2 separate regions of the Homo sapiens genome follow, and region 2 is linked to region 1. Evidence: chromatin loops called from intact Hi-C (ENCODE). Cell type or tissue: CD4-positive, alpha-beta T cell. All regions are shown on one strand. Each heading gives the region's core, and the rest is flanking DNA. Links, peaks and the distances in the headings are about the cores only.

Region 1 (5,357 bases), core at 232-5,231:
CATCAGCACCACCATGCCCCAGAGTCACTGGGGGACAGCGCTGGGGCCAGGCACGACCGCTACAAGCGCAAAGTGGGGACGAAGGAGACTCGAGAAGCTCCTGGGGGTGCCCTGGGCCTGCACAGGTTAGGGAGGGGCTGGCACAGCAGGGTTTTCCCTGTGAGCTGGAGCCCAAGACGAGAGGACCTGCCCCCCATATTCAGGGTCTGAGAAAGAGGCCCCCCTTCCTCCAATGCTTGGTGCAGATGCCAGGTAAGCAAAGGAGCAAGCGAGCAGGCGGGCGAGGGCCGGGGTTCAGCCGCCACTCAACCTGTTCCACAAGCCACCTGCTCGACTTAACCAGCCCTTGGCACCCCATGCCAAAGTCCTTTCCTGGCGCCTTTGACCTTGCCAGACAACCACTAGCTGTGTGGAGTAGCAGCCCCCTTCCTCCCTCCCACAAAGAGGCAGCCGGCTCCCATACTCATCACAATAAACTGCCAAGCCAGCAAGAGGCGAGCGCAGGAAGCTGAGCAGCTCCTGTTTCTAGGCTCTGGAAAGCTGCCAGGGCATGGCAGGGGACCTCTCTGCCCCCACTATCCCTCGACAAGCTCCCTCACCCGCCCAGGTCTGAAGCGGGGGCAGGCCAGGCCAAAGGCAGAGGAAGGCAGGTGCTGGTTGGGGCTTCTGTGGCCCCCCAAGGTCAGACCTCCCCGCTGTGGCCTCTGCCTTCCTGGCAGGGCAGCCCAGTTTCAGCCCAGCTCTCCCCCTTCCCCGGCCACTAATGGGTCTCAGTGGAGCAAGGCGCCCCCGACACAGCAGGTCAGGGTTTCAAGGGAAGAGGAGCCCGAGTGGCCGACACGTTGGGCTGCCATGGCGCCAGCAGGCTGTCCTTGCCAGCAACCCGAGCCTCACTGGAGCCAGGTGGCGTCCACCCAGGCCTGGCACAGCAGAGCAGAGCAAAGGCAACAGGGCGGCCACCAGGTCTCTGGTTCAGGCCAGCCACTCACCGGCGTTGACGATGGCGTCCACCTCCAGCTTGGTGATGTCGCTGCGGAGCAGGGAGATTTTCTCATTGAGCTGCTTGTCCTTTTTATACCTGGGCTCCTCCACCTTCACAGCCACCCCTGGAACAAGTAGGGGCCGGGGAGGTCACAGCGAGGCTGCCCACTGCAGAGGGACCCAGCCAGGGCCCAGGGGCCAGGGCCTTCCCTATCGACCTCCCTCCACCTCCAGGGGCAGCCTGCAGCACGATGACTGCTGACCCAGTACCAGGAACCCACACTGAGGAGCACCTACTGCGTGCTAAAATCACGCGGGGACTCCTTGCATCTTCACAGCAAGGCCACCAGCAGGTACAGTGCCAATATCATCTATCCCATTTCACAGAGGTAGAAACTGAGGATTAGGTGGGTCAGAGACTTGCCTAGGGTTATGGGTCACCAGGCCTGCTGTCTCACCAACACACCCCACTGTAAGCAACCAAATCGCAGCTTCAAACCCCAGCTCCCCACAAGCAAGTAATCTCGGGCAGGTGGCTCACCTAACCTAGGGCTCTGTTTCCAACCATACAATGGGGATAAAAATTGCACTTGTTGTGTTAATAATTGAATGAGATGGCCAGGCGCAGTTGCTGACGCCTGTAATCCCAGCACTTTGGGAGGCCGTGGCGGGCAGATCACTTGAGGTCAGTAGTTCGAGACCAGCCTGGCCAATATGGTGAAACCCCATCTCTACTAAAAATACAAAAATTATCCAGGCATGGTGGTGCATGTCTGTAATCCCAGCTACTCAGGAGGCTGAGGCAGGAGAATCGCTTGAACCCGGGAGGTGGAGGTTGCAGTGAGCCAAGATCGAGCCATTGCACTCCAGCCTGCGCAAAAAGAGTGAAATTCCATCTCAAAAAATAAAATAAAATAATTGAATGAGGTGATACACGCGGAGCACCTGCCTGCAGCAAGCACTCGATACATGCCACTGGACTAGCTCTTCTTGTCTGCACAATTCTCCCAAGCCACGGGTCTGGAGCCTGCCCACCAGGGCCTCCCCCGAGCAGGGCCTACCTTTCGCCATCTCCTTCCATGTCGGGATCTTCTTCAGCCTGACAAAGTCCTTGCAGAAGTAATGTTCCTCCCGCTGCTTGTCACTCAGGCCCTTCAGAAAGGCTGCAGAGGCAGGAAGGAGGATCAGGGTGGGGGCAGAGGAACGGGCCTGGGGCTTGCACCCCCACATCTCCTTTCTTGCCTCATCCAAGAATGCAAACCAGCTCTTCCTGTCCCTCCTTCTCTGGGCACACAGGGCAGGCATGCTGGGGAAACCTCAGAGGCCCCTAGAATATCTTGTCCTGCTCTCTTTGTTCAGGGAGGGAAACTGAGGTCTGGGGAGGCTGAGGGACTGGCTCAGGCATCGCAGACCTGGGTTGTGATGAATTCAGCTCTGCCACTTTCCAGCAGCGTCCACATCTCTCTGGGTCCCCCGTTTCTCCCTGATTAGAACGGGGGTGAAGACGTCCCCTGCAGAACAGCTCCGAGCTTCCTCCCACACACTAAGGCCAAGCCGGTTGGCAGCACTCAGCCAGCGACATTATCCATCAGTCCCACCGCCAGTCAGTTCTGCCCTCACTGTCACTGCATGCAGGCAGCGGGACAGCTGTCCTCCTCCAGGAGCTGCAGGACCAAGTGGACCTGGCACCTGTCCCCAACATCCCCCCCGGCAGCGGCTGAGGGCTCCCAGCATGACCAATGGGGTTGGAATCGTTCTCGTTTTACAGATGAGGAAACCGGGGCTCAGGGAGGTTGGGAGGCCACCCTCACACAGCAGGGACTTGAGTGAGGAGCCAGGCACCCCCCACCCGCTCACAGACTCGGGGTCCACCCTGGCCGGCTCCCCTTGCCTGAGCACTGTCCCATGGGCTCCGCCTTCCCTTGGGGGTGGCACCAGGCACAGAAACCTGGAACCCGTCTCAGAAGGGCCCGCCCCGACCGCGCCAGGCCAGGCTAGCAGCTCACGGGCTCCCCCTGCTGGCCCGAGGCCGCCTGCACACCCAGGCGCTCAGCCCAGCCTGGCACCCTGGACCACAGGCTCCCGGGATGGGGCAGCCCCCACGGCAAACAGCAAAGGCTACAATTGAGAAACTCAAAAAGCATCAAAAAATATGTAGAGGCGGGAGAGCAATTAGAGGAGGTGGTGAGAAAGGAAGGACTGCAGCCTGGAAGCTTCTATGCACATGGCAGTGAGGGGGACAGGTAGGTCCCTCCACAAATGTTCAGGGAGGTTGGGAGGCCACCCTCACACAGCAGGGTGTTTTCCCGGCCAGAGTCACTTCATCATCCAGGCCTCCATCTCCTCATCTAACCACTGCTGGCAGGGGTGATAACAACCCAAGGATGCTGAGAGCATTAGATGACAGAACTCATGCAAGGGGCCCAGTCCAGAGTCCCTGCTGGATGCAAAGGTGGGGTCATCACAAAAGGCTAGGCCCACCCCTGGTCAGCCCCCACTGCTGCTCAAGCCAGAGCCACCTTTCCTGGCAGCCACTTCTGCCCCCTCTTCCATAAACATGTTTGGGCACGAGTAGGTCCTGCATTCAGTACCAGCGCTGCCACCTGCCAAGCCCACCTCCCAGAGGACTCACTGCTGCAGGTCCCCCTCCACCAGGCTGTCCTGCCTGCCCTCAAATAATCCCGTCCCCTCCCTCAACGCCCGCATTCCACGCCCCTGCAGCTGCCCCCTCCTCTGCTGTCTCCACTTCTTCCCTCCCATGCTCCCTTCAGTCCACCCAGTCTGGTCCCTCCTTCCAACAAGGTCAAGGTCACCACACCCCATGCAGCGGCCCCTCCTGCCTTCCCTGTGGACAGGAAGTGTCCTTGCTGCTTTCCTCCCTAGGTCTTCTAATCAGTTGCACAGATTCAAAACGCTCTTTAAGCAAGCAACCTCCGGGGCTGTCCCTCCACTCTCTTCTGAGCCTCTGACCCCCACAGTGCCTGCCTGCTCTCATTCCCCAAAGCCCAGGCATGCAAAACAGAACGTTTGACTCTTTCCCCCAAAACGTCATTTTTTTGTTGCTCCATTCTTCCCTCTTTTTTACTCGAGACCCTGCACCAGGGGTCCCTCCCTTTCCATCCTCTTTTGGATTGATCCCCGTGACACCCTAGAAACCAAGCCTTCCTCTCACCCTCCAGGACTGAGCCTTCCTCATGGCTCCCTAGATCCCACAGACGCTCCCAACTCCCAGCTGATCTCCGTGTGCATCTCATCCCCATCTGTTCCTTGACCGGCAGCCATGGATCCTGGGAACATAAATCAGGTGCCATCCCTCCTCTGTTCAAAACTGCATTCAAACGCCGGTCCTCTGGCCTCTCTCCCACCTCACTCCCAATGCTGCCTCCCCCACTACACCAGTTCCCCAAACAGCCAGGCTGCTTCCTGCCCCAGGCCCTTTGTACCTGCTGTGCTCTGCAGGATATGGGATAGTTTGCTTTTGTTTACACTTATTCTTTTATTTTTTTTTGAGACGGAGTCTCACTCTGTCGCCCAGGCTGGAGTGCAGTGGCACGATCTTGGCTCACTGCAACCTGCACTCCTGGATTCAAGCAATTCTCCTGCCTCAGCCTCCCTAGTAGCTGGGATTACACGCGTGTGCCAGCACACCCAACTAATTTTTGTATTTTAATAGAGATGGGGTTTCACCATGTTGGCCAGGCTGGACTTGAACTCCTGACCTCAAGCAATCCACCCATGTCAGCCTCCCGAAGTGCTGGAATTACAGGCGTGAGCCACGGCGCCGGCCCCCTTTCTTGATCTTGGCCATCTTGACCTGTAGGTTCCATAGGGGATCTGCTGTGTTTGCCATCAGATTCCCACCACCTGGCACGGTGTGTGGGCACCTGAGGGTGCCTGAGGGGCACGCTGAGGAATAAATGAGCCAAGACCAAAGGTTGAGGGCGAGTTTGCTAAGTACAGAGTCTTCTAGGCAGAGGGAACAGTATGTGCAAAAGCCCAGAGGTAAGAGGGAGCCAGAGATGATCCCCTAATTAAAAAAGAAAAAAAAGAGAGAGAGCATTTGGGTGGAGAAAGTGAGGCCAGTCGGTCTCTCCAGGTCTGCCTCCCTGTCTGAGGACGGACAGATGCTGGTGGCAGCCGGCCTAGACCCAGGCTGCGCCTTTTCTTCTGTTATAGGTCCCGCCAGGTTTGGGTTCGTGACCTCCCAACACCATGCTCAGTTTGAAGCCTTGGGTTTTCCCATCTCTGGAATAGGGACAAGGCAGGCCTTCCCTTGCTAACACCCAGGCTTGCTGGGAGGGTCAAAGGAGAAGGTGGCTGTGTGCTGCAAAGTGCGGTCTACACGCCAGACACACTCACTCCTTCCTGGCGGCTAA
Region 2 (5,357 bases), core at 152-5,151, 250 kb before region 1:
GGGGGTCCTGCTGTGTTCTTGTCATCTTAGCCACAAGAAATGGGTCTGTCCCCTGCGGCCAGGAAGTGGAGGGAACAAAAAAGAGCATTAATGCCCCTCTTTTCCAGTTCTCCCTCTCAGAACAGGTATGCAGGAAGCTGTCCTAAGGCTCCAAAGGGAAACCTTTTTGTTCTGAACCTTCCAGGGTTTCCTTAGGGACCCCGGGGATAGTCGGCATCACAGGGACTCAATCCTCAAGGGTTGGTCCCCATTGCCGCCTTGAGGGTCCAGTCTGCCCGGCTCCCAGGGAGCCCGCTGTCTCCAGCCTAAACCACACTCCACACAGGGGTCCTTCCTTGCCTCCCTCCCTCCCTTCCCAAACCATCTCCTTCCACTTCCACGAGACTTCCTTCTCACCACTGTCCTCAGTAGTCACACCCTTCCTTCTGTGTCCTCGTGATGGCTGCCTCTGCCCTAGCATCCCCCTCCCTGTCCCCACCACAGGGTGTCCAGGTGCCCAGTGATGGCTGTCCTGTACCCTAATTCGTCCCCCTCAACCCCACTTCTCTTCCCACAGCACAGCCCCCCAGCGTGTCCCTGTTGCCTCCCCATCCGCCCACAACATCAGCAGCAGTGGTGGAGCCCCAGACCGAACTAACTTCCCCCGGGGTGTGTCCAGCCGAAGCACCTTCCATGCTGGGCAGCTCCGACAGGTGCGGGACCAGCAGAATTTGCCCTACGGTGTGACCCCAGCCTCTCCCTCTGGCCACAGCCAGGGCCGGCGGGGGGCCTCTGGGAGCATCTTCAGCAAGTTCACCTCCAAGTTTGTACGCAGGTAAGCAAGGAGCTTTGGGTGGCAGAGAGGCTCAGGCCAGGCCTTCCTGCTTTACTCGGGGTGGGTTGGGGGTTGGGGGTTGGGGTTTGGGACACTCTGTACCGGTATTGGGTCCTGGGGTTAGAAGAGGCTTCAGGAAGCACAAGAAATTAGGTCTTTGTCAACACCTTATGTGCCCAGGCCCACCCCTCTTAGGCCTCTCCCCAACTCCTCACAGGCACCCCTCATTCTCTGGCCCCAAGCAGATGGCCGATGCCGCCTCCTCTCTAGGAGAGTGTGAACTCAGATGCTAAAATAAAAGCCCCCCCTTCTCTCCTGGGTTCCCATGGAAACTTATATTTGGTGACGCAGCTGCAAAGTCATGAGGCATGAGCCAGGCTGGGGCCAGCAAGGAAAATTTTGTCCTGGTCTCTTGCCCCTTTGACTGCCTCTCCCACTAGTTGGTTCTGTTTCTGGCTGCAGGCGCAGCCATGCCCTTCTGCCCGGGGGTTTTAGGGTGAAACCTATAAATGAAATCACTGGCGAGGGCCTACAGTGGCCTCTTCCCTAACCTAACTCCGATGTGCCAAAGGTTTCCTGTGTTGGACCCAGGGTGGGGATCTCTTCACGGGGTTTCTCACACCTGAGCCCCCAGCCACCACAGAGGTGCAGCTTGAAGTGCATCCAGCCAACTGGCTGGCCTCCTGGGATGCTCCGCATCCCCATCCTGCCATTCCTCTCCCTGCCTTGGAGTAGCAGCTCAGGAAGCAGCAGGGGCTTTGAGAGAACAGGCTCGCCTGCCCTTCCTCTACGTTTCACTCCACTCTGCTGGAGGAGCCAAAGCCACTGCCCCATCCGAGCCCCAGAATGCAAGTGTGAGGCCTGCAGAGAGTGTGGGCAGGTCTGAAAGCCTGGGACTCTAGTCTCGCTGAGCGGCTCTTCCGAAAATGGGATGACCCTTGAACCTGTAAAGCCACCTCCCCCACCTGCTTATCCACATACCGTCTTGTTGGTTTTTTTTTTATTTCTTTTTTTATTTTGTCTTTTTTTTGTTTGTTTTTTTAGAAATCTGTCTTTCAGGTTTGCCAGAAGGTAGGCGTTGAGCCCGCTGTGTGTGTGTGTGTGTGTGTGTGTCTGTGTCCTGTGTCCTGCCTCCATCACTAACTCCCCTTTTCTGGCTCTTACTCTCCTCCATCTGCTTAACCAAGTCTGTGTGGCCCTCCTCTCTCTGCCATCTTAAAGGGATGAAGACTGCCTCTGATTGGGCATCAGCACAAGGCCTGCCCTCCGTGCCCCCAGTACAAACAGGCAGGGCTAAGAGGCCACATTGGCCCACTCAGGGCAAATGGCTTTAAAAATGAGGGCCTTCCTTGGGCCCACAGTTAACGCCTGTCCTCAAGTAAGGGGAGACTGTCTCAGGGAAGCCTCCCTTTAAGATTGTCTCCTCTCACCCACCCCACCCCACCCCCACTCCCTCTCACCCCAGGTTTTGGTCACAAGTGTTGGGATCCTTTCCTGCCCTTTCCCTTGTCATGTGCATGCGCTATGAGGAAGCTCCAGGGTTACAAGTGCATCTGGGATGGTATCTTGTTTGTTGTCTCCTGGGTTTCCTGAACTTCAGAGCTATGTGACCTCTTCCCCGTGGCCTATGGGATCGCAGGACTTTGGAGACACTACGGGGACCCTGGGGCCCCAAGGTTTCAGTCTGGCTCCCCCAGACCTTAGGAGCTTTTGTCTCACAAATGGAGCACAGCACCCCCTCCTGGCAGCTCCTGCAGAACTAGCCCCACCCACCCGCACCCCTGCCCCAGCACCCCTGCCACCAGCAGCATCTGGATAAATCAAGCCTCTTCTCCTCTAGGCTGTTTTCTCCAGATATGGCCTGTCTCTTCCAAAGTGCGGGGAGCTGGGACATTCTAGGGCAACGGCCATTCTACCCCAAGCCGTAGCAAAACAACAGGAGATCTCTGCACCCTTACTCAGGGGTCTCCCTTCACAGTCCCCTTCCTGGCTCTTTCACCCCTGGCCTTATGCTCATCCTCTCTGCAGGCCTCGGGGACCAAATACCAAGCTGAAGACCAAGGGCCAGGTTAAGAGTGCTTGTTCCCCAAGGCTGTCTGCTCAGGCCCTGCATTGGGACTGGGATGCCTGGCAGGCACATTGGTGCCACAGCTGATGGAGGAACGTCCAGACAGGGTCTTCAGGCTTTCCCTATCCCCTCCTCCTCCCACCCAGCTGTTGACTGCATGACTGGCTGCTGCCTCAAGGGGCCCCAGCAGGGGGCTGCCCCACAGGGGGTCTGGAGAGAGCAGGGAGGGTGCCTTCCTCGCACAGCCGGGCTCCCTGCTCGCAGTGCGCTTGTGTGCACCCCTGTGTTGGTTGTGTCTTCCTGTTTATTTCTATGTGCTGCTGCTCTTCCTCCTTCCTCTCATATCCTTCCTCCTCTGCAATCCCCAGTTTCCTAGCTCCAGACACCCATCTTCCAGCCAGGAGCTGGAGAAGCCGCTCAGCGGGGCCAGACCTCTTCCCCACCCACCCAACCAAGGTGTCTGCCCTGCCCTGCCCCACCCCACCCTCATCCTCCCTGCGTATGAGCAGATGGCCTGGCAGGCCAGCAGGTAGGGGAGTTGGGAAAGGTCGGAGGAGGCCGCCTTTTCCACTCAGCAGCAGGAAGCCATCCCCAGGTGCCTACCATGCAGACCCAGGCCTTGGCACTTTGAGTCTCCTGACAGGCCCTTGCGTAGCCACGGCCCCTCCTCCTACAGAGATTCAAAGCATTGCAGCCCCTTTCCTCCAAAAGGACTGCAGTCCTGAGACCCTAGCGTGTGGCTCCAAAAACGCACTCACACCTGCAACCCCCAGAACAGCGCGTGAGCCCTGGCTGTGGGGGAGCAGCCTCGTGCCGGGCCGTGTGCTCAGTGTGCTCAGTGAAGTGCGTGCACAGCCACTCCCCCTCCTCCCCCAGAGCAGAGGCTCCTTCTCCCCGGCACAGATCTGGGAATGTGGGGAGGGACAAGCCCCATGTGCTGGGCTCCCTGCTGGAAAGGAATGGTTGAGCCGCCAGTGTGAGGTGCTGCAGAGCCCTGTTGGCTTGCCAGGTGATGGGCAGAGGGCCCTGGGCTTGGGTCCTGCCCACCCACTGGTGGCACCTCCCCAGACCCACTCTCATCTGGGTCTGTGGCGGCGGAAGGAGCGAGAGATCCCAGCACTAAACTCTCCCTCGCTCTGTTTTTTGAGGAACCTGAATGAACCTGAAAGCAAAGACCGAGTGGAGACGCTCAGGTGAGAGGGCTGGAGCCAGCACTGGCCCTGCCCGGGCCACCGGGCTTGCCACAGCCTCCTGCTCCTCTCTTCCTTCTGCCACTTGGCTCTTCCTCCCGTGGTTCTGCCCTGTCCCTACCCTCTGGGGCCTCCCTTTCCTCAGAGAGTTTCCCCTTCCCAAACCCAATTGCAGGAGTTACGGGCCCTTCTCCTCAGGTCTGGTATATTCTGGAAGTCGGAGTTCTGGGTCGGGTGGTTGGGGCTACAGATTCCTACCCCTGGACTATCCCACCTCCCTGTGCTCGGAGGCTTCTTTCTGGAGAGAGAGTCTGTGCTCGTGCTGTTGAGGGCACTGGTGTCTTCCCTGACCCCACCCCGCCTACCCCAAGGCTGGCTTCTCCTCCCCTTCGCTGTCCTGAGAGATGGGGGTTGGAGGACTGCCACCCTCCGCCCCCGCAGGCCAGGGGCCACGCCTGGCTGCTCCTGCTCCCTCCCGCTCTCCTCTCTGGGCTCAGGGGCTGTCTGCCAGGGTGGCTCTCCTGGGGTGGGGTGCCTCAGCCCCCCCGTGACGCCCGCCTCTGCCCTCTCCACAGACCTCACGTGGTGGGCAGTGGCGGCAACGACAAAGAAAAGGAAGAATTTCGGGAGGCCAAGCCCCGCTCCCTCCGCTTCACGTGGAGTATGAAGACCACGAGCTCCATGGAGCCCAACGAGATGATGCGGGAGATCCGCAAGGTGCTGGACGCGAACAGCTGCCAGAGCGAGCTGCATGAGAAGTACATGCTGCTGTGCATGCACGGCACGCCGGGCCACGAGGACTTCGTGCAGTGGGAGATGGAGGTGTGCAAACTGCCGCGGCTCTCTCTCAACGGGGTTCGATTTAAGCGGATATCGGGCACCTCCATGGCCTTCAAAAACATTGCCTCCAAAATAGCCAACGAGCTGAAGCTTTAACAGGCTGCCAGGAGCGGGGGCGGCGGGGGCGGGCCAGCTGGACGGGCTGCCGGCCGCTGCGCCGCCCCACCTGGGCGAGACTGCAGCGATGGATTGGTGTGTCTCCCCTGCTGGCACTTCTCCCCTCCCTGGCCCTTCTCAGTTTTCTCTTACATGTTTGTGGGGGGTGGGAGATTGTTCTCCAGCACCCCACATTCACCCCTGCCCAGAGATTCCCCCTTCTCCTCTCCCCTACTGGAGGCAAAGGAAGGGGAGGGTGGATGGGGGGGCAGGGCTCCCCCTCGGTACTGCGGTTGCACAGAGTATTTCGCCTAAACCAAGAAATTTTTTATTACCAAAAAGAAAAAAG

What was found. Peaks named below come from ENCODE experiments on the same cell type or tissue, not always from the same donor. Only the 100,000 strongest peaks of a DNase experiment are listed, where the experiment ranks them.
Region 2: it touches region 1 in a loop (3-fold over the local background); 5 of 110 quality-filtered maps call a loop at or near these places.

The regions. Positions count from the first base shown.
Region 1 is chr11:64,150,250-64,155,606 of GRCh38, forward strand. It overlaps MACROD1 (mono-ADP ribosylhydrolase 1), which reads right to left. Exons shown (of 11, transcript NM_014067.4): 2 at 2,043-2,144; 3 at 990-1,106. Among named protein-coding and RNA genes, the nearest start is that of MACROD1, 13 kb to the right of the region's middle. RefSeq lists enhancers at 2,135-3,130, 3,131-4,125 and a silencer at 2,872-3,091. In CD4-positive, alpha-beta T cell, for the core only: CTCF peaks have their summits at 3,041 (motif pointing left) and 3,245; a DNase peak (open chromatin) is centred at 2,992.
Region 2 is chr11:63,904,230-63,909,586 of GRCh38, forward strand. MARK2 (microtubule affinity regulating kinase 2) reads left to right here. Exons shown (of 19, transcript NM_001039469.3): 16 at 557-814; 17 at 1,859-1,885; 18 at 4,031-4,075; 19 at 4,648-5,357. The coding sequence ends at 5,008. Among named protein-coding and RNA genes, the nearest start is that of RCOR2, 10 kb to the right of the region's middle. RefSeq lists an enhancer at 3,232-3,905. In CD4-positive, alpha-beta T cell, for the core only: CTCF peaks have their summits at 2,519 (motif pointing left) and 2,720; a DNase peak (open chromatin) is centred at 2,552.